Linked DNA regions of Homo sapiens: all the other regions are linked to region 1. A link is a loop called in an ENCODE intact Hi-C map of the cell type or tissue named here. Cell type or tissue: GM12878. All regions are shown on one strand. Each heading gives the region's core, and the rest is flanking DNA. Links, peaks and the distances in the headings are about the cores only. Region 1 has its middle 34 kb from the start of ALG10B. Region 2 overlaps CPNE8 (copine 8). Region 3 overlaps CPNE8 (copine 8).

Region 1 (10,433 bases), core at 1,491-9,490:
ATCCCCCCAAAATCACACTAGCTCACCAGCAATGGATCAAACCAAGAAGAAATCCCTGAAATACCTGAAAAAGAATTCAGGAGGTTAGTTATGAAGCTAACCAAGGAGGCACCAGAGAAAGGTGAAGCCCAATGCAAGGAAATCCAATACCAATACAAGAATTGAAAGGAGACATATTCAAGGAAATAGCATAAAGAAAAAAAAATCAAAACTTCAGGAAACAGACACACTTATAGAAATGCAAAATGCTCTCTGAAAAGTCTCAGCAATAGAAATGAAGAAGTAGAAGAAAGAAATTCAGAGCTCAAACACAAGGTCTTCAAATTAACCCATCCAAAAAAGACAGAGAAAAAAGAATAAGAAAATATGAACAAAGCCTCCAAGAAGTCTGGGATTATGCTAAATGACCAAACCTAAAAATAATCAGTATTCCTGAAGAGGAAGAGAAATCTAAAAGTTTGGAAAACATATTTGGGGGAATAATTGAGGAAAACTTCCCCAGCCTTACTAGAGACCTAGACATGCAAATACAAGAAGCACAAAGAACACCTGGGAAATTCATTGCAAAAAGTTCTTCACTGAGGCACATTGTCATCAGGTTACCCAAAGTTAAGATGAGGGAAAGAATCTTAAGAGCTGTGAGACAGAAGCACCGGGTAACCTATAAAGGAAAACCTATAAAATTAACAGCAGATTTTTCAGCAGAAACACTACAAGCTAGAAGGGATTGGGGCCCTATCTTCAGCCTTGTCAAACAAAACAATTATCAGCCAGGAATTTTGCATCCAGCAAAACTAAGTATCACATGAAGGAAAGTTACAGTCTTTTTCAGACAAACAAATGCTGAGAGAATTCACCACTACCAAGCCACCACTACAAGAACTGCTACAAGGAGCTCTAAATCTTGAAACAAATCCTGGAAACACATCAAAAGAGAACTCTTTAAAGCATAAATCACACAGGACATATAAAACAAAAATACAAGTTAAAAAGCAAAAACACAAAAGGAAACACCCAAGATACACAGGCAACAAATAGCACAATGAATAACAAAGATCAGAGCAGAACTAGAAGAAATTGAAACATAAAAAAAAATAAAAAGATAAATGAAACAAAAAGCTGGTTCCTTGAAAAGGTAAATAGAATTGATAGATCATTAGCAAGATTAACCAAGAAAAGAAGAGAGAAAATCCAAATAACCTCATTAGGAAAGGAAACAACTATTACAACTGACAACACGGGAATAAAAAAGATCATTCAAGGCTGCTATGAACACTTTTATGCACATAAACTAGAAAAACTAGGAGATGGATAAATTCCTGGAAAAACAATCCTTCCAGCTTAAGTCAGGAAGAATTAGATACCCTGAACAGACCAATAACAAGGAGTGAGATTGAAATGGTAATTTAAAAATTAGCAACAAAAAAAAGTCCAGGACCAGATGGATTCACAGCAGAATTCTACCATTGAAAGAAGAAGTGGCAAAAATCCTTTTGACACTATTCCACAAGATAAAGAGGGAACCTTCCCTAATTCATTCTATGAAGCCAGCATCACCCTAATACCAAAACCAGCAAATGACGTAACCAAAAAAGAAAACTATGGACCAATATCCCTGATGAAGATAGATGCTAAAATCCTTAAGAAAATACTAGCTAACCAAATCCAGCAGCATATCAAAAAGAGAATCCACCATGATCAAGTGGATTTCATACCAGCGATGCAGGGATGGCTTAACATACTCAAGTCAATAAATGTAATACACCACGTAAACAGAATTTAAAACAAAAGTCATATGATCATCTCAATAGATGCAGAAAAAGCATTTGACAAACTGCAGCATCACTTTATGATTAAAACTCTCAGCAAAATTGGCATACGAGGGACATGCCTCAATGTAATTAAAGCCATCTATGACAAACCAACAGCCAACATAATACTGAATGGGGAAAAGTTGAAAACATTCTCTCTGAGAAATGAAACAAGACAAGGATGCCTACTTCCAGATCACTCCTCATCAGCATAGTACTAGAAATCCTAAACACAGCAATCAGACAAGAGAAAGAAATAAAGGGCATCAAAATCAATAAAGAGGAAGTCAAATTGTCACTGTTTGCTGATGATATGATCATTTACCTCGAAAACCCTAAAGACTCCTCCAGAAAGCTCCTAGAACTGATGAAAGAATTCAGCAAAGTTTCTGGATACAAGATTATTGTACACAAATCAGTAGCTCTTCTATATACCATCAGTGACCAAGTAGGAATCAAATCAAGAACTCAACTCCTTTTAAAATAGCTGCAAAAATAAAAATAAAAATACTTAGAAATATACCTAACAAAGGAGGTGAAAGTCCTCTACAAGGGAAGCTACAAAACACTGCTGAAAGAAATCATAGATGACACAAACAAATGAAAACACACCCCATACTCATGGATGGGTAGAATCAATATTGTGAAAATGACCATACTGCCAAAAGCAATCTACAAATTCAATGCTATCCCCATCAAAATACCACCATCATTCTTCACAGAGTTAGAAAAAACAATTCTAAAATTCACATGAAACCAAAAGGAGCCCAAATAGCCAAAGCAAGACTAAGCAAAAAGAACAAATCTGAATGCATCACACTACCTGATTTTAAACTATACTACAAGGCCATAGTCACCAAAACAGCATGGTACTGGTACAAAAATAGGCACATAGACCAATGGAATAGAATAGTGAACCAAGAAATAAACCCAAATACTTACAGCCTGCTGATCTTCAACAAACCAAACCAAAACAGTAAGTGGGGAAAGGACACCCTTTTCAACAAATGGTGCTGGGATAATTGGCTAGCTACAAGTAGGAGAATGAAACTGGATCCTCAGCTCTCACCTTGTACAAAAAGCAACTCAAGATGGATTAAGGGCTTAAATCTAAGACCTGAAACTATAAAAATTCTAGAAGATAACATTGGAAAAACCCTTTTAGACATTGGCTTAGGCAAGGATTTCATGAGCAAGAACCCAAAAGCAAATGCAATAAAAACAAAGATAAATAGCTGGGACTTAATTAAGCTAAAGAGCCTTTTGCACAGCAAAAGGAACAATCAGCAGAGTAAACAGGCAATCCACAAAGTGGGAGAAAATCTTCACAATTTATACATCTGACAAAGGACTAATATCCAGGATCTACAATGAACTCAAACAAATCAGTAAGAAAAAAACAAACAATCCCATCAAAAAGTGGGCTAAGGACCTGAATAGACAATTCTCAAAGAAGATATACAAATGGCCAAAAAACATGAAAAACTCCTCTGCATCACGAATTATCAGGGGAATGCAAATCAAAACCACAATGCAGTACCTCCTTCCTCCTGCAAGAATGGACATAATCGAAAAATCAAAAAAACAGTAGCTGTTGGTGTGGATGGGGTGATCAGGGAACACTTCTACACTGCTGGTGGGAATGTAAACTAGTACAGCCACTATGGAAAACAGTGGGGAGATTCCTTAAAGAACTAAAATTAGAACTACCATTTGATCCAGCAATCCCACTACTGGGTATCTACCCAGAGAAAAAGAAGAATGAATTAACAGCATTTGCAGCAAACTGGGTGAGACTGGAGACTATTATTCTAAGTGAAGTGACTCAGGAATGGAAAACCAAACATTGTATGTTCTCACTGATATGTGGGAGCTAAGCTATGAGGATGCAAAGGCATAAGAATGATACAATGGACTTTGGGGACTTGGGGGGAAGAGTGGTAGAGGGGCAAGGGATAAAAGGCTACAAATAGGGTGCAATGTATACTGTTTGGATGATGGGTGCACTAAAATCTCACAAATCACCACTAAAGAACATGCTCATGTAACCAAATATCACCTGTATCCCAATAACCTATGGAAAAAATATAAAAAGAAGGAAACAGCTAAGCAATGTGTTGAGAAAAGAGTATTTCAATGAGAGAGAACTTAAATGCAAAGACCATGAGATCTGTACAGATGTTATCTCCTTTATCCTCACTATGTTTCTGTAAGGGAGGTAGTGTTAGGCAAATTTTATAGATAGCAAAATGGAACCACAGAACTAACACACATAAGATCACTTTGTCAGCTAGCAAACAGGATGCCATGATATGAGCTCAGGAGTCTTTGACCACCACCAGCCTTCTCTTTCTGCACCCCCATGCTGCTTCGTGGGATCTAAAGCGCAACTTAAATGCATGTCCCTGCAAGGAATTCCAGAGGAAGAGAGGTTCCTATCCCAAATATAGGTAAATCTCCTAGATGGTTCTGGTTCTTTGTTTTCTTTCCACTAATCAATATGCAAGAAAGACTTATTTGGATCTATTTGTTTATTAATTCATTCAATAGATTTTTTGAGTGTCATTGCATAAACGTACTATTTGCATTTAAAATTCAGAATGCAGCCATGGTAAATAGTATGAACTATTTTCTTTCAAGGAATTGAGAGTGGTTTTGTTTTTAGTATATTGTCTGGAAATCCTAGCCGTATAATCCACTTTACCAAAAGTTACATGGAAGGATATAAAACTATTATAGATTAAAAGTCTTCCTGTCAGTTGGCTGAAAATTATCTGTAACATTTAATATGTGACTCTGTTTGGAAAAAAATATAGCCAACCACCTTTTTAATCCTCTTTTCGATGTTTTGGGAAACATAAAGTTGGGATCTTTTCATTCATTTGCAAAATAAAACAGTATTTTTTAAGGCATTGATTTATATTTCATTTAAGGCATTGAATTGTTTTATTATTGAGCCTGTCTCTGAACTCTGAGAAATTCCAAGGGAAAGAATTAAAGATCTTCAATTCAGTCTTGCCTAAATCTACTATTTTCAACCAACTTTTTTTCTGCTGTGCTTTCTTGCGTATTTTCTTAATGGATAGATAGGACAATGGTACAGCAGAAATAATGAATGTTTATCTACCACTTCCATTAAATATGTCAATGCTTTTATGAAAGGAAATCTATGGTTACTTAAGCCAATGCCTGCACTTAGTACTCAGCCATAACCGTTCTCATACCTGGAATCTAAAGAGGTAGCATCAGTAATCTGTACACACTAAGTACTTAATATTGCTCAGTGGAAAGAGAAATGCTGTTATATATTACTCTACATTTTTCATAGTCTTTATAATGTTTTATATCCAAATGTATCATTATGTAGTTTCACTGATCAGTAAGAGAGCTAGATCGTGTAAGCTTTATAAGAACGTTGGCTTTTACTCAAAGGGGATGAGAAACTATCAGGGGATTTTGAGTAGGGATGACATCATCTGGCCTTTGTTTTTTAACAGAACAAATCTGGCTGCTGTTATGAGTGTAGACCAAAGGCTGGATGGATAGAAATGAGGAAATGAGATAGGAGGCAGAGCAGTAATTTTGGTGGCAGGTCATAGTGCCTTTGTATAGGGTAACAGAATATGCTAGAGCCTAGAATACAGGCATCAAGCTGTTATGAGCTTGGCATTTTTACCACTGTATCCCCAGGGTGTGGAATCATTTCTGGAGTATAGCAGGAGCTCAGTAATTCTTGCTGCATGCATGAATGGATGGATAGACTGACAGTTTTTCACACTTATGTCTTCTCCCCATCTGTTTATTACTTAAGTTTTAACATCTAAGCTACTTGCCTCATCCTCACAGTTTTTAAACTAAAGCAAAAGTGAAACAAAAGCAAAACAGCCAAGTTTCTTCTAAATTTAATTGAATTCAACAAGTCTTTTTTTAAAGCACTTTTATGTGGTTTCTTTGGGCTATTAAGGATATCAAATGCCAACAGAATGTTCTAAGACTGTTAGATGAGATTGTTGCTTAGGGTCACAGCTATGCCACAGCACCACAATTTACTTTAAAATTAAGATTGCTACATAGTTTTAATTTCCTCCTCAGAAGGGCAATAACCTTTCAATGAATCAGACTCGGCTTTTTCTGCTTACTATAAATGGGACCATGTGACCATTACATTACAAAGTGCATAAATGGCAGGCTATATTAGAAAAGTTTGGGGACAAGGAGCACAAGAATGTATTGGGCACATAACCTTTTTGTGTGATAAAGAAGATAAATAAGAAGACATGCAAACAGATGTGTTGATACATATAAAGAAACACTGAATAGATATAGAAGCAACTAAAAAGGCTGATTGCAAGGCTCAGGAGATAAATTGGATGGACAGGGCAAACTTTTTGTTTTCAATTTTTTTTTTATACTTTAAGTTCTAGGGTACATGTGCACAATGTGCAGGTTTGTTACATATGTATAGATGTGCCATGTTGGTGTGCTGCACCCATTAACTCCTCATTTACATTAGGTATATCTCCTAATGCTTTCCCTCCCCACTCCCCAAACCCCATGACAGGCCCCAGTGTGTGATGTTCCCTTTCCTGTGTCTAAGTGTTCTCATTGTTCATTTCCCACCTATGAGTGAGAACATGCGGTGTTTGGTTTTTTTTCTTGGGATAGTTTGCTGAGAATGATGGTTTCCAGCTTAATCCATGTCCCTACAAAGGACATGAACTCATCCTTTTTTACGGCTGTATAGTATTCCATGGTGTATATGTGTCACATTTTCTTTTTTTTTTTTTTTGTATTTCCACTGTTTTATTTTAAAAAATGAGTAATTTATTATAAGTATATTTAGGTATCACTGTTTTGTCTAATCTTTTATTTTATTTTATTATTATTATACTTTAAGTTTTAGGGTACATGTGCACAATGTGCAGGTTAGTTACATATGTATACCTGCGCCATGCTGGTGTGCTGCACCCATTAACTCATCATTTAGCATTAGGTATATCTCCTAAAGCTATCCCTCCCCCCTCCCCCCACCCCACAACAGTCCCCAGAGTGTGATGTTCCCCTTCCTGTGTCCATGTGTTCTCATTCTTCAATTCCCACCTATGAGTGAGAATATGCAGTGTTTGGTTTTTTGTTCTTATGATAGTTTACTGAGAATGATGATTTCCAATTTCATCCATGTCCCTACAAAGGACATGAACTCATCTTTTTTTATGGCTGCATAGTATTCCATGGTGTATATGTGCCACATTTTCTTAATCCAGTCTATCATTGTTGGACATTTGGGTTGGTTCCAAGTCTTTGCTATTGTGAATAGTGCCTCAATAAACATATGTGTGCATGTGCCTTTATAGCAGCATGATTTATAATCCTTTGGGTATATACCCAGTAATGGGATGACTGGGTCAAATGGTATTTCTAGTTCTAGATCCTTGAGGAATCGCCACACTGACTTCCACAATGGTTGAACTAGTTTACAGTCCCACCAACAGTGTAAAAGTGTTCCTATTTCTCCACATCCTCTTCAGCACCTGTTGTTTCCTCACTTTTTAATGATCGCCATTCTAACTGGTGTGAGATAGTATCTCAGTGAGGTTTGGTTTGCATTTCTCTGATGGCCAGTGATGATGAGCATTTTTTGATGTGTCTGTTGGCTGCATAAATGTCTTCTTTTGAGAAGTGTCTGTTCATATCCTTCACCCACTTTGTGATGAGGTTGTTTTTTTCTTGTAAATTTGTTTGAGTTCTTTGTACATTCTGGATATTAGCCCTTTGTCAGATGAGTAGATTGCAAAAATTTTCTCCCATTCTGTAGGTTGCCTGTTCACTTATGGTAGTTTCTTTTGCTGTGCAAAAGCTCTTTAGTTTAATTAGATCCCATTTGTCAACTTTGGCTTTTGTTGCCATTGCTTTTGCTGTTTTAAACATGAAACCCTTGCCCATGCCTATGTCCTGAATGGTATTACCTAGGTTTTCTTCTAGCGTTTTTATGGTTTTAGGTCTAACATTTAAGTCTTTAATCCATCTTGAATTAATTTTTGTATAAGGTGTAAGGAAGGGATCCAGTTTCAGCTTTCTACGTATGGCTAGCCAGTTTTCCCAGCATCATTTATTAAATAGGGAATCCTTTCCCTATTGCTTGTTTTTGCCAGATTTGTCAAAGATCAGATGGTTGTAGATATATGGTGTTATTTCTGAGGGCTCTGTTCTGTTCCATTGGTCTATATCTCTGTTTTGGTACCAGTACCATGCTGTTTTGGTTACTATAGCCTTATAATATAGTTTGAAGTCAGGTAGCCTGATGCCTCCAGCTTTGTCCTTTTTGCTTAGGATTGTCTTGGCAATGTGGGCTCTTTTTTGGTTCTATATGAACTTTAAAGTAGTTTTTCCAATTCTGTGAAGAAAGTCATTGTTAGCTTGATAGGGATGGCATTGAATCTATAAATTACCTTGGGCAGTATGGCCATTTTTATGATATTGATTCTTCATACCCATGAGCATGGAATGTTCTTCCATTTGTTTGTATCCTCTTTTATTTCTTTGAGCAGTGGTTTGTTGTTCTCCTTGAAGAGGTCTTTCACATCCCTTGTAAGTTGGATTCCTAGGTATTTTATTCTCTTTGAAGCAATTGTGAATGGGAGTTCACTCATGATTTGGCTGTTTGTCTGTTACTGGTGTATAAGAATGCTTGTGATTTTTGCACATTGATTTTGTATCCTGAGACTTTGCTGAAGTTGCTTATCGGCTTAAGGAGATTTTGGGCTGCGATGATGGGGTTTTCTAAATATGCAATCATGTCAGCTGCAAACAGGGACAATTTAACTTCCTCTTTTCTTAACTGAATACCCTTTATTTCCTTCTCCTACCTGATTCCCCTGGCCAGAACTTCCAACACTGTGTTGAATAGGAGTGGTGAGAGGGGATATCCAACAGGGCAAACTTTTTAATAGATTTTTTATATCATTTTGATGATCATGTAAATTATTACCTATTTAATGAGTATATAAATAAATAAAAATGACATCTTTTAAATAGCTGTGGGGGGCAAGGGGGTGGGGACAGTAGGGAAGAAGGGCCTAGGGAAACTTGAAGTGAAACAAGTGTTCATTTTGTCACTTTTCCAGCCCTCATCAACTGCATTTGGAGCTGAGACTTCTCAGATGAAGTGTATGTATGTAAACATTAGTAAATAATAACCAATCACATTTTGTTCATCTTTTTTTCTTAAGGAATAAAGAAGCCTATGTTCATGAGAATGCTGATTCTTAAAGGGCTAGAAAGGCCAGTTGAAAAAGGCTAATCTGTAGAGATGCCTGGGAATTCTTTGATCTTTTTGGAGGCTAAAAGAAGTAAAATTCTGCTATGGAAATTGTCCTATTATATTTCTGCTTTCAAGAAGGGGCTACAAGATTATGAGGTTTTGCAACATTGCCCTCCTAGTCCTGTGTACATTGCTGTAAAGACTCCCAGGCATGGAGGCCATCAATGGCACTGTTTCTCTTAGCAGTTATTTGGGTGTGAAGTTCCTCACTCCTGCAAGGCTCAGCCTGAAGCAGCATGTCTACATGACCCACCTGCAGAATCTCCCCACTTGTCAGTAACAGCTGTGAAATCTGTCCCTGTTGTCTTTAGGTAAGAAATTTCACCAATGACAGTAACACCTTGCTCTTGTGTAGAGTTTTATATTTTTCAAAATGTTTTGACCTGTGTTATTTCTTCTTATGTATTCAGAGAAACTGAAAGATGGAAAAGATCTCAGATGCTGTGACCCCGATGTAACAGATGGAGAAATTGAATCCAAGAGATGAAGTGACCACTTTGCCTAAAATCAAATAGCCATGTAGCAGCCGAGCTAAAACAAACATTCAGTCCTCCTGAATCCTAACTCAGTGATTTGTCTTACTATTACATAATAACATCCATTGTTTTCCTGAGTCTCCCCTATCATTTTATTATTCTTCTTGACCCATTCATATTAGTTTTTTTCTTTTATGGGTTAAAGGTGACCTTAATCAAAATTTGATACTTACATAAGTATGATATAAAATAACTTATATCTATATTTAATAATTTCTTATTTTAGTTGATGCTTTCAAAAATTGCCAGAAAACAGATTATTTTTGCCACCAAGCAGTTACAGTTTCATCTTCATGTTCCCTCTCTTAACATGCTGAAAAATTAAGCATAAATAGAAATGCTAATTAGAGTTGTCTTCCTTGTCAATGCTATGATTTATATTTGACCTGTTTCCTATCAGATTTGCCACAAGCTAGAATCTTCTGAGCATTTCTCCCTCATATATGTTCTCTACCAGTCAGCAGACACTAATAAAGGGTATCAAAATCCTGGCAAGAAAATGTTTCTTAAAGTAGTAGCTGATGCTAGACACTAAGTAAGTCAAGTTTCCTATTGCATAGTGAAAGAGAAAAAAAGCTTTTATGTCTAAATTCAGTTTTAGTAAAAGGGAAAGCCTTATATCCAGGTCAAGGTCCAATCCACTAAGATTTGAATCTATTGAGGTATTGTATCTTAGAATTCAGAGCTTGGCATGCTTAATATTTAGAAACACTTTAAAAAGTTAAAAGCATTGCACAGTTAGAGTGACATCACTGCAAAGGTGAA
Region 2 (10,433 bases), core at 844-8,843, 420 kb after region 1:
TCAAGTGCCCAAAGAAGCCATCCTTGACTCTTCTATTTTCCTGATCCTTTATCCAGTCCACCACCAGTTGCATCATTTACCTCTAAAATTTTGCTCAAATCTTTACTTTGGCTCTGCTGCCACCACCTCAGTCCAGTTCAATCTTATTTCTCACCCAGACATGTTCATTGACATTTATTCCTTACTCCCACTTCGACTCTTTGATGTATCCAATCCATTCTCCATTCAGCAGACAGAATAAAAGTCTTGAAACATGAAAAATTCATGTTGCTCACAACTTAAAATGCTTTAAGGCTTTCCCTTGCATTTAGGAAAAATGCAGAACCTTTAACATGGTCCGCAAAGGCCAACATCTAATGGGTTCTGACCAGCCTTTTCCACCTTCAACTGGCAATGTTTTAGCTCAATCAACTCCCACTGCTCACCCCTGGCCATCTCACATCGGACCCACACATGCCTTTCCCACCTCAGGACCTTATACAGCTGTGTCTGCTGGAATTCTTATCCTTGGGCTGGCAAACACTACTCCTTCTTTAGGTCTTAGCTTAAATGTCACTTTCTCAAAGAGGCCCAGTGATTCCCCCAAGGCTTAATATAAATTAGATCCCTGCTGTACTCTCATAATATATTTGAATCACTTGTCACATATCATGACATATATTACCTGCATAGTCAGCCGACTAATGTCTCTCTTTCCCACAAACTATGTGTTCATTAAAAACAAGGACCAGGTTTGGGGGTTGTGGTGTTGTGTTTTGTACTGTTTTTTTCTTGCCATTCTATTCTAAGCATTCATTCCAAGGACATAATAACATTTTGTAAACACTGTTCAATCAATCAATAAATAAAAACAAAAAATATACTTTATGAAAAATTTCAAGCTACTTTTAAAATACTACATAAAAGGCCAGGCATAGCGGCTCATGACTGTAACCCCAGCGCTTTGGGAGGGCAAGGGGGGCTTGGATCACTTGAGTCTGGGAGTTCAAGACCAGCCTGGACAACACAGTGAGACCACATCTCTATCAAAAAAAAAAAAAAAAATTAGCCAGGTGTGGCGGTGCCTGCCTATGTTCCCAGCTAGGAGGGAGACTGAGGTGGGAGAATCACTTGAGCCCAGGAGCTCAAAGCCTGCAGTTAGCCAAAATTGTGCCACTGCACTTCAGCCTGGGCAATAGAGTGAGACCCCGTATTTAAAAAAAAAATACTGATTGAAGATACACTCCCAACATAATTTCTAAACTACATTAGTTTTTACTGTGGCATTTAATTAAATATAAAATTTGCATTTGAATAAAACTGTATCAAAATAAGTTGAGATAATTAGGATTATTACACTACAAATAAATATTTGTATAAATTTATGACCTATACATCCCTTAAATGCTACCATTTCTTTCCTATAGAGTATCCATCTAAAGGAAGAATTAATAATATTCCCATTTTTAGAAGAAAACATAGAGCCTTGTGATATTGGCCTTGGATATTATTTCTTGGATATGATACAAAAGCATAGGCCACAAAAGCAAAAATACACGTGGGACTGCATCAAACTACAAAGCTTCTGCTCAGCAAAGGAAACAATCAACAGAATGAAAAGGCAACCTACAGAATGGGAGAAAATATGCTGTGGTTGCTATGACTTGTTTGTCCCTACCAAAGCTCATATCGAAATTTGATCACCAGTGTGACAGTGCTGGGAGGTGGGGCCCCATGGAAGGTGTTTGGGTTATGGGTGTGAATCCCTCATAAATAGGTAGGTGCTGCTTTCACAGTCTTGAATGAGACTGGATTAATTCTCTCAGAATGAGTTCATTCTATTAAGAGTGGGTTTTTATAAAGCTAGGGTGCCCCTCAGGTGTCCCTATGTTCACAAATGTCTGCTTCCACTTTCACTTTCTCTGCCACAATGTGAAACAGTATGAAAGCCCTTACCACAAGCCAGTACCATGCTCTTGAGCTTCTCAGCTGGTAGAAGAGTGAGCTAAATAAACTTCTTTTTAAAAATAAGTTACCTACTCTCAGATATTCTTTTATTGCAACACAAAATGGACTAAGATACTGTATACTATAAAGGTTAATTTCCAAAATATATAAGGAACTCCTACAAATCTTCAAAAATACTGCAAAAACTAAAAATAAATAAAAATAAAAAATAGAAAATCAACCCAATTTAAAAATGGGCTAAGAACCTGAATAAGCATATCTCTAAGGACATACAAATGACCAACACACATATGAAAGGTGCTCAACATCACCAATCATCAGAGAAATGCAAATCCATACAAAAGATTAGCTCACGCCTGTTAGAATGCCTACTATCAAAAAACAAACGCAAAAGGAAGCAGTGTCAGTGAGGATGTAGAGAAAAGGAAACCCTTGTACACTGTTGCTAGGAATGCAAATTAGTGCAGCCACTGTGGAAAATAGTAGGAGGTTCCTCAAAAATTAAAAGCAGCACTACTGTATGATCCAGCAATCCCACTTCTGGGTATATATCCAAAGAAAGAGACTGAAATCAGTATCTTGAAGAGATATCTGAACTCCCATGTTTATTCTAGCATTATACACAAATAAGTCAAGATATTGAAGCAAATGAAGTGTCCATCAACAGATGAATAGATACAGAAAATGTTTTATATATATATAAAATTTATACACACACACACACACATATATATGTAAAACAATGGAATATTATTCAGCCTTAAAAAGGAAGAACATCCATCCATTTGCAACAAGATAGATGAGCCTGGAAGACACTATATAAGTGAAATAAGACAGCCATAAAAAGATAAATACTACATATTGTAACTTACATGAGGATTCTAAAATAGTCAAAATTATAGAAGCAGGGAGTAGAATGATGGTTTCCCGGGATTGAGGGGAAGAAGAAACTGGAAGGTATTATCAAGGAGCACAAAATTTCAGTTATGTAAGATGAATAAGTCATAGAGATCTACTATATACAGTATAGTACCTATGGTTAACAATACTGCACTGTATATTTAAAAATCTGCTGAAAGGGTAAATCTTATGCTGTTTATTATCACAAAAATATTAATAATAAATAAGCAGGGTAGGGGGAACCATTGTAAGTGACTAATATATGACATTGATTGTGGTGATGGTTTCATGGGTATATACCTGTCTCCAGACTCATCATGATGTATACATTAAATATGTCCAGTTATTTGTATGCCAATTATACCTAATAAACTGGTTTAAAAAAATTGTCATTTTACAAATGCATAACTTAAAGCTTCAACAATATAACCTCACTCGGCTAAATAGTGAAAAAGGTAAGACTAAAATGTAGGTGAGCTGACTCTAAAGCTTATGTTCATTGTACAAGTTAATAACTGACAACTCGTTTTAAAGAAAAATGTAGATTTTTATGATGTTGTAGGTGAATTAAAATGATTGCATTCAACATTATAAATAATAATGCCCAATACTTTTAATGTTCCCTAAAGTATAAATTTAAAAAGCATTGATTCTTCTGAAGTAACTATGAACATTTCTTTGAGTACACTTGTGCATTCTACTATACTAATGTAGTAATGAAATACTATTTCAAGTTTATTAGTATTAATAATGATGCTGATGATCAATAAGGCTATAGCCAGGAATCAGGACATAGAAAACATAAGATGAAGTTACACCAAGATTTTAAACAATATTGATAAAAATATTAAACTATAATTTCTAAGTATGAGAAATATGTATTGACTCATTGAAAGATAATTCCAGATGTTATTGAATTAATTGTAAAAAGAGGGATAAAAATACCTAGACCACTAAATGACACATTCCCTTTCATTTACTAAGGCCTGGTAAAAGAATTTTCCCGGCTCTTCCAACAAGAGAGTAGAACTGAAAGTGGAAGATATTTAGGATGCAGCCTGTCCATACTCAACCTGTGTCTTGGTATCTTGGCTCTACTTTGAAATAGAACAGATAGTACTGTATTCATGACACATTTACATAAAATCTGCTCAATAAACTCAAGATTTTGACAAAATAGCATGTTAATATCACCAAAAAGAACATGTATCTTATTGACTGTGAACTTCCTTTTTTCTTTCCTCCTTTATCATACAAAACATATATTATTTGAAACATTTACAAATTGAGACAAGTATAAATGATGATTAGATGATAATATAATTTAAAAAATCATTGTATCATTTTAACTAAAAAAATAGGATAGGTAATATCGCTGCATTTAAATAATTATGCTATATTTTCTAAGGCACTGGGTAGTATATGCAAACTACTTTTATGTACATTATAGTATCAAACTTAATGTTATGGTAGTTAATTGCCAGGACTGGAAGATTTTTTTTTTAAATAGTCTAGTGATTAGTTCACATTTTTTGGTTTATTGCCCTTCAAATACGAAAAGTAAAACACAGAGTAAGTAGTCAAGTGTCTTGATTAGACAAAGTACAAATTAGTAGCAAAACCAAAACTTGAGTCTGATAGTCTTTAACAGCATTATATGTGGGCATGTTGGGGTATTTTTTAGATGAGAAAAGTGAGACTGATATGACCGTGACATGCCCAGGGGGACAAAGACAATGAGCACAACAACAGAAAGGCTTCAATTTACATGTTTTTTAAATGACTTAAATTATAATATTAGTGTTTAACTATTTCCACTCATCTGTTATTATAGTTCCTATTGTTATCTCACTGTTCTACTCCTGCCCCCAGAATCCCAAAGGTATGTAATCAGCTGTAATACCCAGTTTCTATCATTTGCTGACAATATCATATGATTCCCTGAGCATATTATCTCAACTATCTATCTATCTATCTATTGATCATCTATCTATATTTGAGAGATATAATATATACATATATTTGAGACAAGGTCTTGCTCTGTTGCCCAGGCTGGAGTGCAGTGGCACAATAGCTCACGGCAGCCTTGAATTCCTGGGCTCAAGTGATCCTCCCACCTTGGCCTCCCAAAGGCTGAGATTACAGGCATGAGCCACCATGTCCCACCAGAAATGTATTATGTAAATAAAGCTACAGAATTTATCTAAAAGTTAAAAAGACAACTTTTTGAGATAATAAAATAAACTATGGCTCTCTCTATAAAAACTCTGGTCAATGTCAAAATGTTAAGCTTTTGGTATTTGGGGTGAGTTTCTGTTCCTACAATCAAGCAGCAACTAAAAGTAAAGAGCACTAGAGGTAATCTAGGGAAAATTTTTTTCCTCTGGAAATACCAATTCCCAGAGATCTGCTGGCCCACATTAAACAGACAATATTGACTTCAGATTAAGCTGGTCATTGTTACTTTCAGTCTGGAGTGTCATAGCTATCACCCCATTTCTTGACAACAGTGAAATCATTAATCATGAGTCAATGGGTGCATCAGCAAATCACAACTGAAAGTAGCAATGTTCTAAAAATACAGAGTATGCACTCTCTGTAGTCATACTGCTAGCTGTAGTGGCAGCTAATCCTTTCTTCAAATGTGGACTTCCCAAGCTAACAAGAGATGGAACCAATATAAATTCTGGATTAATTAAATTAGAAAAATTGGGGAAAATATCTTATACAAATGGGGTAAACTCAAATGACAAGAAATATTCCTTCAGGATTACACACAGATCTTCAAAAATACTGCAAAAAAGTTTGCAGTAATTGAACTGATTGGTATAACTGACTATTCCTTATACTAATGCTTAAAAAGCAGTATTGATATTAGGTGTTATTTTAATACTTTCAATTCCTTAAAAAGATTATTAAAATAACTAATTATACTTTTCAGACTATGAAATACAGTCTCTCTGGTCATAGGGCTAAGTACCTAAAATGATATTTTATGGGTTATAAAATTGTATAACACTTTTGCTACAATTACTTAAAAATTAATTAGTTAAGTACAATTTTAGATATAGCATTTGAAGTATGGAAGTATTTTCTAAACCAAAGAAATATTTACTTACCCTGCAACAGTTTAATTCCTCTGCTGTAAGTATGATTGTACCACATTTCTTCCCTGGAATTCCTCTAAAACAACAAAAATATATTTATATACATTAATATGTTATATTAATACTATATAATATAAATTTATATATCATGTTTATTTTTATGTACTCTAATAAAGAGCATATAATAATAACATGGTTCTTCCCTAACAAATATATTTTGAGTAGCTGGGATTACAGGCCCAGCTAAATTTTGTATGTTTTTTTAGCAGAGATGGGGTTTCGCCATGTTGGCCAAGCTGGTCTCAAACTCCTGACCTCCAGTGATCCGCTCCCCTCGGCCTCCCAAAGTGCCGGTATTACAGGCATGAGCTACCACACCCGGCCCTCAATGAGACTAAACTTTCAACATAACTTTAAACATGTCGATCCTCTCCTCAAGAATCTTCAATATCTCCATATTGTCTAATATATAATAAAATATAAGATAATGTAATAGTTATGCATCATCTAATTATGTTTCAGTAAGAAACAGATTGCATATACATTGGTGGCCCCATAACATTATAATGGAGCTGAAAACTTTCTACTGCCTAATGATGTAATATCTTAGCACAGAGCATTACTCATGTGTTGGTGTAATGCTGAGGCAAACAAATCTACTGTGCTGCCAGTCATACAAAGTATGTATGTACAGTCCATAATACTTGACAATGATAGTAAACATCAAATATGTTACTGTTTATGTATTTTCTATACTATACTTTTTATCATTATTTCAAAGTGTATTTCTTCTACACATACCAAAAAAAAAAAAACAAAGCTAACTGTAAAAACAGCCTCATTTAGGTCCTGCAGATGTTCCAAAAGAAGGCACTGTTATCACAGGAGACAACAGCTCCATGCATGGTACTGCCCCTGAAGGTTTTCCAGTGGGACAAGATGTGGAGGTGGAAGACAGGGATACTGAGGATCCTGACCCTGTGTAGGCCTAGGTAAATGTATAACTTTGTGTCTTAGTTTTTAACAAAAAAAAGTTTAAAAAGTAAAAATAAATAAATAACTTAAAAACAGAAAAAAGATTACTGAATAAGGATATAAAGAAAGGAAATATTTTTGTACAGCTGTGCAATGTGTTTGTGTTCTAGATAAGTGTTATTATTAAAACATTTTAAAAAGTTTAAAATATTTTAAAGTAAAAACATTATAGTAAGTTAAGGTTAATTTATTATTGAAGAAAGAAAAATAGTTTTAAATAAATTTAGTGTAGCCTAACTATACAGTGTTTATAAAGCCTACAGTAGTATAATGTCTCAGGGCCTCACATTCACTCACCACTCACTTAGACTCACCCAGAGCAACTTCCATTCCTGTAAGCTTCATTCATGGTAAGTACCCTACACAGGTATACCATTTTATATGTTTACTTATGTTTAGATACACAAATACTGATGTTACAATTACCTGTTCAGTGAGGTAACATGCTGTACACATTTGTAGCCTAGGAACAAGAGGTTATACCATATAGCCTAGGTATGTAGTAGGCTAGACCAGGGGTCTGCAACCCCAGGGCTGCAGAGCACGAGATGAGTGGCAGGCACCAGCAAGCTGAGCCTCATCTGTTTTCACAGCAGCTCCCCATCGCTGGCATTACTACCTGAGCTCTGCCTCTTGTCAGATCAGCAGCAGCATTAGATTCTCATAGGAACGTGAACCCTATTGTGAACTGAGAGGGACCTAAGTTGCATATGCTTCTTATGAGAATCTAATGCCTGATGATCTGTCATGGTCTCCCATCACCCCCACATGGGACCATCTACTTGCAGGAAAACAAGCTCAGGGGTCCCACTGATTCTACATGACATTGAGTTGTATAATTATTTCATTATAATATAATAATAATAGAAATAAAGTGTACAATAAATGTAATGCACTTGAATCATCCCGAAACTACCCCCAAACCCCCAGTGCATGGAAAAATGATCTTCCACAAAACCGCTCCTTGGTACCAAAAAGGTTGGGGACTTCTGGGTTAGACCATCTAGGTTTGTGTAAGTACAGCCTATGGTGGTTTCACAACAATGAAATCACCTAAGGAAGCATGTCTCGGGACATATCACTGTTGCTAAGTAGTGCATGACTATAGAACAAAATGTTCTCATGGTTTCTAAGTTTTTTAGTATGTTATTAAAACCTATCTAAAACTATGGGTTTCACTGTTCCCTCTCCTTTCATCAACTCGGTGACATTTTGTGCTTATTTCTTCTTTGTGTTCACTCCCATGCCTTGATAAACTATAGCTTGTTAACTGTTCCCTATTTCGCCTCAAACTTTCCATATCCCCAAATTGGATATGGAACAAGTTCCATTTGTTCCAAGAAAACCTTATCCTAGGCAGCCTTACACAAAGCTCAGCCTTTTCTGCTTTCCTATTGATGTTAAAGTCAATACTGCAAGGTTTAGCACTTAATTATTCCTTAACTGTTAAAAGGACAAATTGTTAACCTTTCTTTTCTCAAGTTGATTATGCTTTCTGTAAGAGCAATATTCACGACATAAACCTCTTGTAAGCACAGAGTTAAATGTCTGTATACAGCAGGTGTTTAGTTTATAGGTAAGTATGTAATATACAGTCATGCATTGCTTAATTCTTGTTTCCACCATGTATTTACTCTTAACCAGGGTCATTGCACATGTCAAGATCTTCCATCTTCCCTAGGTCCTTATGACTAAGAACTCAATATAGCATGGCACATTTTGTCTTATATTACTACATTATCGTTTTCAGCATCCTTCCAGCATCCTTAATCAGTTAATTTTTCTAATTCAGCTGTACCTTTCTCTTCTTCTTTCTATTTGTGAACTATGAGTTTAATATATTCAGCATTATGGAAAACCAAACACCCTGACTGAGCATCAACCTGAACACACTTTACAATGCTGAATAAAATATGCAAAGATCTTTATAAATGCTCAGATAACATTGCAAGAAAATAAGGACCAATCAGAAGCTTAAAGTGAAGTCAGAAAGATAAGCAGAACTGAACACTGGAGAACTTGATCTTAGGCTTCTGATTTTTATGGTTACTTAGGGCACAAAAATTAGAGAGAAAATCAAGAGGAGGTGGGACTCACAAGGTGGGAAATTCAATAAACAGCCAACCCACAGCATAAAGCTTATATCTCATTAACTAGATTGCCTGATTGTAGCATGAGTTATATATAAACATTCACTTTATGAGCCTAAAAAATAAATCGCTGCCTTAAAAGGTGGAGATGAGTGAAAGAGAAAAAAATGTATCCTAATAATTTAAGGCTCAACCAGGCTTGCTGTCTTAATTGACATCACTTGAGTAGTTACCAAAACTTCAAACCAAGAATTACATTTAATTCAAGTGATCATGGTTGCCTGGTATATGCAAATCCTCTCCAGAAAAGTTTCCCTTCAAATTACATCTCAAAATATCTCACATTTAAAGTTTTAAAAGTAAATGTGAAGCTCGTTTTATAATATTAAAAAATAAACAAGGAAAAATGCACCCACCATGAGTTAGACTCTCCAAAACAACAGGTTGCAGAATCAAACACAGATTTAGAATGTTGTAAATATTATGAATAGTATACAAAATATAAGCATTTATAATATATTTAAAATGTAAAGAGGAAATGGACATATGGATAACTAGCAAAGGATTATAAAAAATAAGCAAGAATATTTGGAACAGAATAGGGAGCCCAGAAGTAAATCCAAGCTGTCATTGCCAGTGCCAATGTCCAGGCACTTTTCCTCTATTTTCTCTTCCAGGAGTTTCATTGTTTCTGGTCTTATGTTTAGGTCTTTTACCCATTTTGAGCTGATTTCTGTGTATGGTGTAAAGTAAGGGTCCAATTTAATTCTTTTGCATGTGGAAGTCTAGTTTTCTCGGCACCATTTATTAAAGGGACTATCTGCTCCCCATCCTGTCCTCCTGGTTCCCTTGTAAAAAATCAGTTGACTATATATGTTTGGATTAGACAAAGGTGAAGAGAGAATTAGTGAACTGAAAGAAGGATATAAATAAATTATCCATAATGCAGCATGGAGAAGCAGACATGGGAACTATTATGAAGAGGTTTGGAGTCACAGAACACAAATGTAAAAGGTCTAATAATATGTTTAATCAGAGTTCCAGTAGAAGAAGGAATAAATAGAGCAGATGCAATGTTTGAAGAGATAATGGCTGGGAAACTTCTAGAAATGGTGAACCACCTCAATTTCTAGATTCAGAAAGCTCAGTGAATCCCAAGCAGCATAATAAAAATAGATTTACACTTGGGCACATGATAGGAGCATGGAAAAACGTGAGAGATGAAGAATATATCTCCAGAGGAACCAGACAGAAAAGACAGATGATCGACAAAGATATGATCTACAAAGATTAAACTAAGAGCTGACTACTTGGAAGCAACACTGGAAACTGAAAGATAATTGAAACAATATCT
Region 3 (10,433 bases), core at 1,165-9,164, 300 kb after region 1:
TAGGAGGTGAGCATTGCTTAGGATAATCATCTCTTAAGAGTTATAAACATAGCTTAGGCAATAACTCATGAGAAAATACTTGTTTGTTGCTTCTCTATTTCCCCTTTCACATTTCCTAAGGAAGCCGTTTAAAACTTGTGCATGTTCATGATATACCAAGTCTTCCCTTATCAAAGTCATACCTAAGTAACTAAGATATGATGAAGAAAGGTTTTTTTAGAAAAAATTTTGGTGCAAAGAATTATGTCAATATGTTTTTAAAATGTGCTTATTCTTAAGATCCGTGTATCTGATCTCAGCACATCCCAATAGTTTGTAAAATGAAGGACTGCCTATTGTTAAATGACGCTCAGGTATCAACAGAGCAAATAGAGTGATACTTGGTAGGAAAGTGGGGTGAGGGGAACAGTCATGGTTGGGAGAAGAGGATGTCTTCTAGAACAGTGTTTATTCTAAGGAAATAACAAGGTTGAATCCCTTTGACTCTACGCTTTGATGTCCTCTGGGTCATCTGATGATACACCTATTTTCGTGAGTGGTAGGATGTTTATGAAGAAGGTGGTGAAAAATGCAAGGACATTCATGTCTTATTCCTCTGAAGTTTATTTGCTACAATACATTTGCCATGGAATTGTATGTGAATACTCTTTCAATTTAATTTCAGTATAAATATCGTAGGGCATATAAGTAGAAAAAATGAAGGTGGAACTGGCTGTAAGCAGAGGTTATTTAGGAAATAATCTCTGTAATGCAGTGCTTCCCTACATTTCAAGACACACATTAAAAATGGGAATGTTTGTTAAAATATCCTGAGGTTAGCCAATGAACATGATGGAGGCTGGGAGCTCCAATTACCCCAGGCACTATACACCACCCCAAGGTGCACACCTGTAGCCCATCTGCAAGGCATAAATCTGTAAATCATCTGTAACACACTGATGAGAAAGCTCTGCACAAGTGTGACTTTTTGCAAGTAGATTTCCATCTTTTCCATCTTCATAGGTAACACTCCACATGCACTCAATCTATTTGATCCTCAACTCAGCAGCTTATTTATTAGTAAATGTATCTGATTTGTGCTAATCACAAAAATTATTCTTTACTCTGAGTTTTTATGAAGAATCTGGCCACTTTGTCTCAATTACAGCTATATGTAACACAAAGTCATTAAATAAAATTCACGCAAGCTGAAAGAAAAAGGCATGCTCTTCAGTAAAATCTTTGGCATTTCAGGTCTTCTAAGAAATAACCACATCCACCTCATCTTTGTGAGAGGTCTTTATTTCCTAAGTTGATGATGACACAGTAATAAAAAAAAAAAGTGCATGAGTCCATCTATTATCTTCCCTGAGCCTGAAAAACAAAATAACCTATGCTCCAACCCTAATCCCAAATCCACTCTCTTCCCACATTCACCACCACCAGAGTCATATCCACCTCTTCTTTTCTCTCGATATTGCATGTTGGAAGAGATAATTTAAAAAGTAGTAATTGAGTCATCCAATAGTCTTTAGTTGCAGCAATTTCACACTCTAGCTACACATTACAATAAACTGGGGAGCTTTAAAAATTTACCAGGTGCCATTAAATACTATTCCATAAGGATGGAGAGACAAGATGCCCCAGATAAAATAAAATAGTTTAGAAATAATCTGAGGCAATTAATATGCTGAAATGCAATACAAAGATGAGCTCATAGAAAGTACTGATTATTGTTAGCATTGAAGTTTTAAAGAACAAGGTTCAGAGGAGCTGGGGCTTGAGTTGGAAAGTGCAAAGGATATCCTCAGGTAAAGACCAGAGAAGAGGGCTTGATGAGAGAACAGAGTATGAACACTATAGACAGACTCCAGGTAAACTCGGAGTGGTTGCGGAAAAGGAATGAGGCAGGCCTGGTTAGTTTTAATATTAATTTGAGAAGCAATAGGAATTGGTATTACATAACTGGGCAAATTCAGATGATGGAGATACTTGAAAATAACACCAAGAGTTCATCCTGGAGTTCAAATGATAATTAGAGGCTTTCATTGGAGAGGAAGGAAATGAGATTACAAAGATAGGACAGTGCCCAAAGTCTCTGGGGTTCTTGAGGGCACCACTTGAAGACTGACTTCTGCAGCAGGTTTAATGACTTGAATCTATCACCCCTTCTCAATATATACCTTTCTTGTTGCTCATTACCGTAAGTGTAAATATCCCTGATAACCAGTTTGTATGTACAACTATTACTATGTGTTTTCCTTTATGAAGCATGTCTCTGGGATTTCCTATTGCATAGCACCTAATAGCAACTAACAAAATGTAAGTTATAACAAATATTTCCAAGATGGTAATGAGCTCTTCTCTAGTTATATAGTCTTGGATACATCACTTAATCCCTCCAATCTTGGTTTACTACATTTTTGCAATGAATACACAAGATTTACGTATTTTCTAATCTTACATGTAGCATTAACTTCACATAAGTTTCTGATTATCATTCTCAGCCATATAAATGATAACATTTGTAAAGAGAAATTGCTTCATTCCTGGCCATTTACTCCCACTAGGTTTGAGCAATCTATTATTTATACAAGGAATTGTACAACTTTTGTTTTCTCTGGACAGTTCAAAAAAATAACTGATGTTTGACAAGAAGAAAAGAATATTGATCTTATTTATTTGTTTTTTGGGTTGATAAATAAAGCTAAATTTAAAAATCTGTAGGTAATACACTGTAGTGGCATAAATATTTAAGATCAGTAAAGGAAATCATCAAACTATTGTCATTCATACATGAAACGTACAAAGCAAATAGTTATGATTTAAAGATTTTAATACATAATTAAAAATCAACAATTATTACATAGTTATATAACATTGATACTGTTAGATATGTGGATGTATATATTTTTCTTTCCAGTAAAATAGTTTCATGCTTATAAAAGTCACCCTAGGTCAACTTGGGACAAAGAAAACAATGTACAGTAGAAATAAACCAAGTATTAAATAGAATATATAGGTAAGGAAAAAATATTATAAAGCAGTTACATTTTTGACACACACACACACACAAATAAATACACTTTTCTATTATTTGAAGGCAATTCACAATCATTTCCAGGAATTCCGTGAGAATTTAAGGCCATTTGTTCTAAAGAAATGCTTTAATTTAGACACAACTTCACAAAACTGTAATTCTTGTAAAAACTGTACATGCAAAAACCCTTTACAATTATTCGTGGACAGGCAGGTCAGTATATAGGAGTAGGTTATTTCACAAATGTGTTGTGCACTAAGTCACATAGTTGTATATATTTAACTGGGAATTTCACAAAAGACTTCCAGCCTGTGCACCTTGTGTGGCAACGTGGAATGGTGATAACAAGAAATTCCGATCAAGAGAGCCAGTATCCCTTTGAATTAAAATATCTAGACAAGATATAATGGAATAAAAAGTTTAAAACATCTGCTACATAGTTCACAGTTAAATAGTCTTGGTTTCAGTCTTTCTAAATAGCATTATTATATAAGGATGCTACTTTTTACAAAGTATTTTCTGTGCATTTATAGATCACAATGTTTGACTTTTTATAATTTCTACTTAGTGTTACAAAATACAAACCAACTGCAGTCTAAATTTAGAACCCAAACTCCATGAAAAATGCATGTTCAACCAGGAGACACATCTGCCGGGCTTAAACTCCCATACCCAGCAAACATTGCTGAGAAATTGTTTATTAAGCAGATGTAGTTTCTTAAGACAATCCAGTTACTGAAAAATAGAAAAGCATTTTTCCCTTCCCTTATTTGCAATTGTGTTTGTCCAGACAGTCATTCAAAGAGATATTGCTCTTGTGATTATAGCTATTGCAATTTAGAAGACAAAGGATTCAGTATTTAAAACTCTTATTTTTAAGAACAGTTATAAAAGTATTGAAATTTAAAAAGTAGTAACATGTAAACATTGATACAGAGACTGCTTTCCTATACACATAGCAGTCGAAGACAATATTTGAGTTAAAAACACAGTTTGTGCTTTTTCCCAACAATACATTGGAAATTAGCTGTTTCTGTTAAAAAAAAAAAGAAAGAAAGATTTAGAGAAGACATCCATACTTTGCTTCAAGCATTTAAACAATTTTTTCTGTTGCTCATGCAACAACCATATTTACAGTTTTGGTTTAGGAAGATATTTAAATTTGGATCCAAGAAAGCACATTAACTGCTGAAACCAAACTGAGAAAACTATCTCATTGCCTGGTTCATTACAGAGCACCAGGCACAAAGCATTAACTCAGCACTTTTGATTTGTAGTTGACATTAGCATTTCAGAGCACAGTCATATTTGAGTCTGTAACACATGTGTAGGTGGGGTGTATGGGGGAGGCGCAGGTGATGGCTTGATTCCTCGGGCTCTCATATAGGAGAGAAACTGCTCAGGGATCTCAGCTAGGACATCTTTAGCCAATCTAGCCATGCTCAGTATGTGGTTTCCACTTCTGTCAATATAATCCCTGAATGGCACAAACTAAAACAGAGACGAAAGAAAGTTATTTCACAGACTTTAGCAGGCTATGTAATAAACACAAAAAATCAACACATGTACACATTTGGTCATAGGAAAATCAGGGAATCTGAGAGTAATGGAGAGATGGATAACAATTATTATACATTTTTAAAAATATTCAATAGGCCAGGCATGGTGGCTCATGCCTGTAATCCCAGCACTTTGGGAGGCTGAGGTGGGTGGATTACCTGAGGTCAGGAGTTCAAGACCAGCCTGACCAACATGGTGAAACTGTGTCACTACTGAAAATACAAAATTAGCTGGGTGCGGTGGCACACCCTTGTAATCCCAGCTACTCGGGAGGCTGAGGCAGGAGAATTGCTTGAGCCCAGGAGGCAGAGGTTGCAGTGAGCCGAGATCATGCCACTGCACTCCAGCCTGGCCGACAGAGCGAGACTCTGTCTCAAAAAAAAAAAAAAAAAAAAATTCAATACACTACAAATAGCTATAAGTGACTAAACTTACATAATATATGCTTTATCTCAAAAGGAATGCAATCATTTTCTATGTTTTTCCTCCAATAACTCATGTCACTTAATCCTAATAGGCTTATTATGTTGCCAAATGTCTTCTGCAGTTTTAGGTTCTATACCCAGCCTGAATCCCAACAGGATGGAGCATTTAACCTCTTTGGGGCTTGGTTTCCTGTCAAATGGAGTTAATATATGCCTAATTCAGCTTCTGATATAAAAATACTACCCAATTCTGGATAAGAAATGAGTATTACCCAATTCAGGGTAAAATATAATAGTGTACATTGTTAAAAAGTCCTAAACACATTAAAGTATTTTAATTCTTTCTAAGACAAAATCGCATGGACTATGAATATAGAATTCACACAGCTCATATTAATAGGAAGCTGAAATATTCAGTACATTGAGTTTTGCATCAGATGTTGATTTTTGAGTATCTACTATTTGGGAAGACAGGAAAAAAGATCTTGGCATAAGATTTGGGTATATTTCTTATGGAAATATCATCATTCTAACAACATATATTAGGTTGGAACAAAAAGTAATTGCAGTTTTTGCAGTAATTTGTGGTTTTTCAATGGCAAAAACCGCAATTACTTTTGCACCACCCTTAATAAAAATGATTACTATATCTTTATATATGTAATTATGTGAGAGCCCTTATCGGCTCAATACCAAATGCTCCTGTAATAGATTGCCTGATTCCATTCTCATTTATAATGGTTACTTAAGTTAATAAACACTGTGCTGTTTGAGGGCATTAGTTCAATTTTCCCTTAGGGGCATAATGATGCTTGATGCAACTTTGAAGTGATTGGAACTGTGAATGTTGTGATAATTTAAGAGCACAGTAATTTTTGGTCTTCAGAGAAAAGGCAAAGTGAAGACATTTTAATATGTTGAACAATTTGAGTACAATATATAAAAATTTGAATTAAATCATTTTTCTCCTGGATGAAGACAAAGAACAATCCTGTCTCATGCTGTAAAATACCATTTTACATTTATTTTGAAAAATAAAATAAGTTTGTTTTTTATTTAAAGTTATTCATTATGTGCCTCTGGAAAACAATCATTATTGGAAGGAAGCATTTAAAATGATCAGGTTGCTACAGGTAAACCAAGAAAAATTTTAAGAAATCAAAGATTAGGTATAGTGCCTTTTATGCAATGAAGGTAGTCTCTTTTAAAAGAAGAGAAGAAAACTATTCCTTTCTTTTTAAAATAAGACATTACAAGGAAGCACATGTATGTGACTAAAATTTTACCTTATTTGTCTTTACACCCTATTTCCAGGAGGGAAACTCAGAGCAGTTTTTAGAAATAGGTATTTAAAAGGTGACATATCTTTCTCCTACTAAGGGCAAGAAAGGCAGCTTGCTAAGGATGTGAAAAAAAAAAAACTAACAATAAATGCGATCTTCCTTCAGAAGAGAATGAGAATTAGAACTTTTGTGAAGTGTTTATTCCCTAGCTATGGACAAGACTTGACATTTTTAACAGAAAAAAATCAAAGAGGTAAAAAAAAAACAAAAAACAAAAAAAACAAATTGAGGTTAATTTTCTCTCTGAAACTATAATTAGAAAAGAGAAAATAGGAATCAACACAGGGAATAATGAGAAAATATATCTAATTGTAACTATAATTTACTTAATTCTTATTCTAGAAGGTATAATGCTTTAAATGTTAACATTTAGTAATGTTGGTATGGTCAGTATACATGCAGTGGTCTTTAGACTTTTTTTTTTTTTTGAAGAGTTTTTTTTTTCTTTGTTTTTGAAAATGTATGTAGCTAATACACACATTTCATGGAAATGTTGGCAAACAGTTGATGCTTCTCTATGGAAAGGGGAGATCTCCCCTGCTTCTTTTATCTTACCTTTACCTCAACTTTGGTCTCATATTCTTTACCTTGCTCCTACATTATGGACATTAAACTCATTTAAGTTTTTACCTCCCTATTCTCAGAAACTTTGGAATTAGACTTCCCAGTTTCAAAGCCTGGTTCTGCTGCCTGTTGCCTGCATGATCTTGAGCAGGTTATTTTCTACTCTTTGCCTCAGTTTCTTCTTCTATAAAATAAAAACCAGATGGCTTCATGGCAAATTCCACCAAACTTTTAAAGAACTAACACAAATTCTTCTCAAACTGTTTTTTAAAATTGAAGCGGGGAGCTCTCAGCAACGTGGAAAGGAACTGGCCAGCAACTTAGCTTAAAGGATCCTCCGTAAGAGCCACACAAGTCTGTGCACAGACCAGAGAATAGACACTGTGGGAGCCGTAAAGTATTTCCTTGGTGGTTGGGACCAAGCCTTTCAGGTCCGTTCCAAGATGGCCGAATAGGAACAGCTCTGGTCTGCAGCTCCCAGCGTGACAGACACAGAAGATGGGTGATTTCTGCATTTTCAACTGAGGTACCTGGATCATCTCACTGGGACTGGTTGGACAGTGGGTGCAGCCCACAGAGGGTGAGCTGAAGCAGTGCGGGGTGTCACTTCACCTGGGAAGTGCAAGGGGTTGGGGGATTTCCCTTTCCTAGCCAAGGGAAGCCATGACAGACTGTACCTGGAAAAAGGGGACACTCCTGCCCAAATACTGTGCTTTTCCCATGGTCTTAGCAACTGGCAGACCAGGAGATTCTCTCCTGTGCCTGGTTTGGTGGGTCCCATTCCCACAGAGCCTTGCTCATAGCCAGTGCAGCAGTCTGAGATCGACCTGCGAGGCTGCAGCCTGGTGGGGGGAGGGGTGTCCACCATTGCTGAGGCTTGAGTAGGTAAACAAAGTGGCAAGGAAGCTCGAACTGGGTGGAGCCCACTGCAGCTCAACAAGGCCTACTGCCTCTATAAACGCCACCTCTGTGGGTAGGGCACAGCTGAAAAAAGGCAGCAGAAACTTCTGCAGACTTAAACATCCCTGTCTGACAGCCCTGGAGAGAGCAGTGGTTCTCCCAGCACGGCGTTTGAGCTCTGAGAACGAACAGACTGCCTCCTCAAGTGGGTCCCTGACCCCCGTATAGCGTAACTGGGAGACACCTCCCAGTAGGGGCCGATAGACACCTCATACAGCTGGGTGCCCCTCTGGGACGAAGCTTCCAGAGGAAGGATCAGACAGCAATATTTTCAGTTCTGCAATATTTGCTGTTCTGCAGCCTCCACTGGTGATACCCAGGAAAACAGGGTCTGGAGTGGACCCCCAGCAAACTCTAAAAGACCTGCAGCTGAGGGACCTGTTAGAAGGATAACTAACAAACAGAAAGCAGTAGCATCAACATCAATAAAAAGGACATCCACACCAAAACCACATCTATAGGTCACCAACATCAAAGACCAAAGGAAGATAAAACCACAAAGATGGGGAGAAACCAAAGCAGAAAAGCTGAAAATTCTAAAAACCAGAGCGCCACTTCTCCACCAAAAGATCACAGCTCCTTGCCAGTAATGGAACAAAGATGGATGGAGAATGAGTTTGACGAGTTGACAGAAGTAGGCTTCAGAAGGTCGGTAATAATAAACTTCTCCGAGTTAAAAAAGCATGTTCTAACCCATCACAAGGAAGCTAAAAACCTTGAAAAAAGGTTAGACGAATGACTAACTAGAATAAACAGCGTAGAGAAGACCTTAAATGACCTGATGGAGCTGAAAACCATGGCATGAGAACTACGTGATGCATGCACAAGCTTCAATAGCTGATTCAATCAAGTAGAAGAAAGGATATCAGTGATTGAAGATCAAATTAATGAAATAAAGCAAGAAGACAAGATTAGAAAAAAAAGAGTAAAAAGAAATGAGCAAAGCCTCCAAGAAATATGAGACTATGTGAAAAGACCAAATCTACGTTTGATTGGTGTACCTGAAAGTGACAGGAAAAATGGAACCAAGTTGGAAAACACTCTGCAGGATATTATCCAGGAGAACTTCCCCAACCTAGCAAGGCAAGCCAACATTCAAATTCAGGAAATACAGAGAACACCAAAAGGTACTCCTCAAGAAGAGCAACCCCAAGACATATAATTGTCAGATTCACCTAGGTTGAAATGAAGGAAAAAATATTAAGGGCAGCCAGAGAGAAAGGTCGGGTTACCCACAAAGGGAAACCCATCAGAGTAACAGTGGATCTCTCAGCAGAAACCCTACAAGCCAGAAGAGAGTGGGGACCAATATTCAACATTCTTAAAGAAAAGAATTTTCAATCCAGAATTTCATATCCAGCCAAACTAAGCTTCATAAGTGAAGGAGAAATAAAAACCTTTACAGGCAAGCACATGCTGAGAGATTTTGTCACCACCAGGCCTGCCTTACAAGAGCTCCTGAAGGAAACACTAAATATGGAAAGGAATAACTTGTACCAGCCACTGCAAAAACATGCCAAAGTGTAAAGACCATCAATGCTATGAAGAAACTGCATCAATTAATGGGCAAAATAACCAGCTAACATAATAATGACAGGATCAAATTCACACATAACAATATTAACTTTAAATGTAAATGGGCTAAATGCCCCAATTAAAAGACACAGACTGGCAAACTGGATAGTCAAGACCCATCAGTGTCCTGTACTCAGGAGACCAATCTCACATGCAGAGACACACATAGGCTCAAAATGAAGGGATGGAGGAAGATCTACCAAGCAAATGGAAAGAAAAAAAAAAAAAGCGGGGATTGCAATGCTAGTCTCTGATAAAACAGACTTTAAACCAACAAAGATCGAAAAAGACAAAGAAGGCCATTACATAATGGTAAAGGGATCAATTCAACAAGAAGAGCTAACTATCCTAAATATATATGCACCCAATACAAGAGCACCCAGATTCATAAAGCAAGTCCTTAGAGACCTACGAAGAGACTTAGACTCCCACACAATAATAATGGGAGACTTTAACACCCCACTGTCAATATTAGACAGATCGACAAGACAGGTTAACAAGGATATACAGGAACTGAACTCAGCTCTGCACCAAGCAGAACTAATAGACATCTACAGAACTCTCTACTCTAAATCAACAGAATACACATTCTTCTCAGCACCACATCGCACGTATTCCAAAATTGACCACAGAGTTGGAAGTAAAGCGCTCCTCAGCAAATGTAAAAGAACAAAAATCACAACAAACTCTCTCTCAGACCACAGTGCAATCAAATTAGAACTCAGGATTAAGAAACTCACTCAAAACCGCACAACTATACGGAAACTGAACAATCTGCTCAATGTGCAAAAATCACAAGCATTCCTATACACCAATAACAGACAGAGGGCCAAATCATGAGTGAACTCCCATTCACAACTGCTACAAAGAGAATAAAATATTTAGGAATCCAACTTACAAGGGATGTGAAGGACCTCTTCAAGGAGAACTACAAACCACTGCTCAATGAAATAAAAGAGGACACAAATAAATGGAAGAACATTCCAT

The links. A loop is a pair of places that touch in the nucleus more often than their neighbours do. Peaks named below come from ENCODE experiments on the same cell type or tissue, not always from the same donor. Only the 100,000 strongest peaks of a DNase experiment are listed, where the experiment ranks them.
Region 2: a loop joins it to region 1, with 7 times the contacts of the local background. A loop is called at or near these places in 1 of 110 quality-filtered maps.
Region 3: it touches region 1 in a loop (2.2-fold over the local background); 1 of 110 quality-filtered maps calls a loop at or near these places.

Annotation. Positions count from the first base shown.
Region 1 is chr12:38,345,509-38,355,941 of GRCh38, forward strand. No RefSeq gene overlaps it. Among named protein-coding and RNA genes, the nearest start is that of ALG10B, 34 kb to the left of the region's middle. RefSeq lists an enhancer at 5,242-5,321. In GM12878, for the core only: no CTCF peak of the experiment used is centred there; a DNase peak (open chromatin) is centred at 5,343; H3K4me3 peaks cover 627 bases; H3K27ac peaks cover 1,397 bases.
Region 2 is chr12:38,770,272-38,780,704 of GRCh38, forward strand. It overlaps CPNE8 (copine 8), which reads right to left. Exons shown (of 20, transcript NM_153634.3): 7 at 5,967-6,030. Among named protein-coding and RNA genes, the nearest start is that of CPNE8, 130 kb to the right of the region's middle. In GM12878, for the core only: no CTCF peak of the experiment used is centred there; DNase peaks (open chromatin) are centred at 1,890 and 5,390; H3K4me3 peaks cover 658 bases; H3K27ac peaks cover 3,868 bases.
Region 3 is chr12:38,649,561-38,659,993 of GRCh38, forward strand. It overlaps CPNE8 (copine 8), which reads right to left. Exons shown (of 20, transcript NM_153634.3): 20 at 2,643-4,510. The coding sequence ends at 4,322. Among named protein-coding and RNA genes, the nearest start is that of CPNE8, 250 kb to the right of the region's middle. In GM12878, for the core only: no CTCF peak of the experiment used is centred there; no DNase peak of the experiment used is centred there.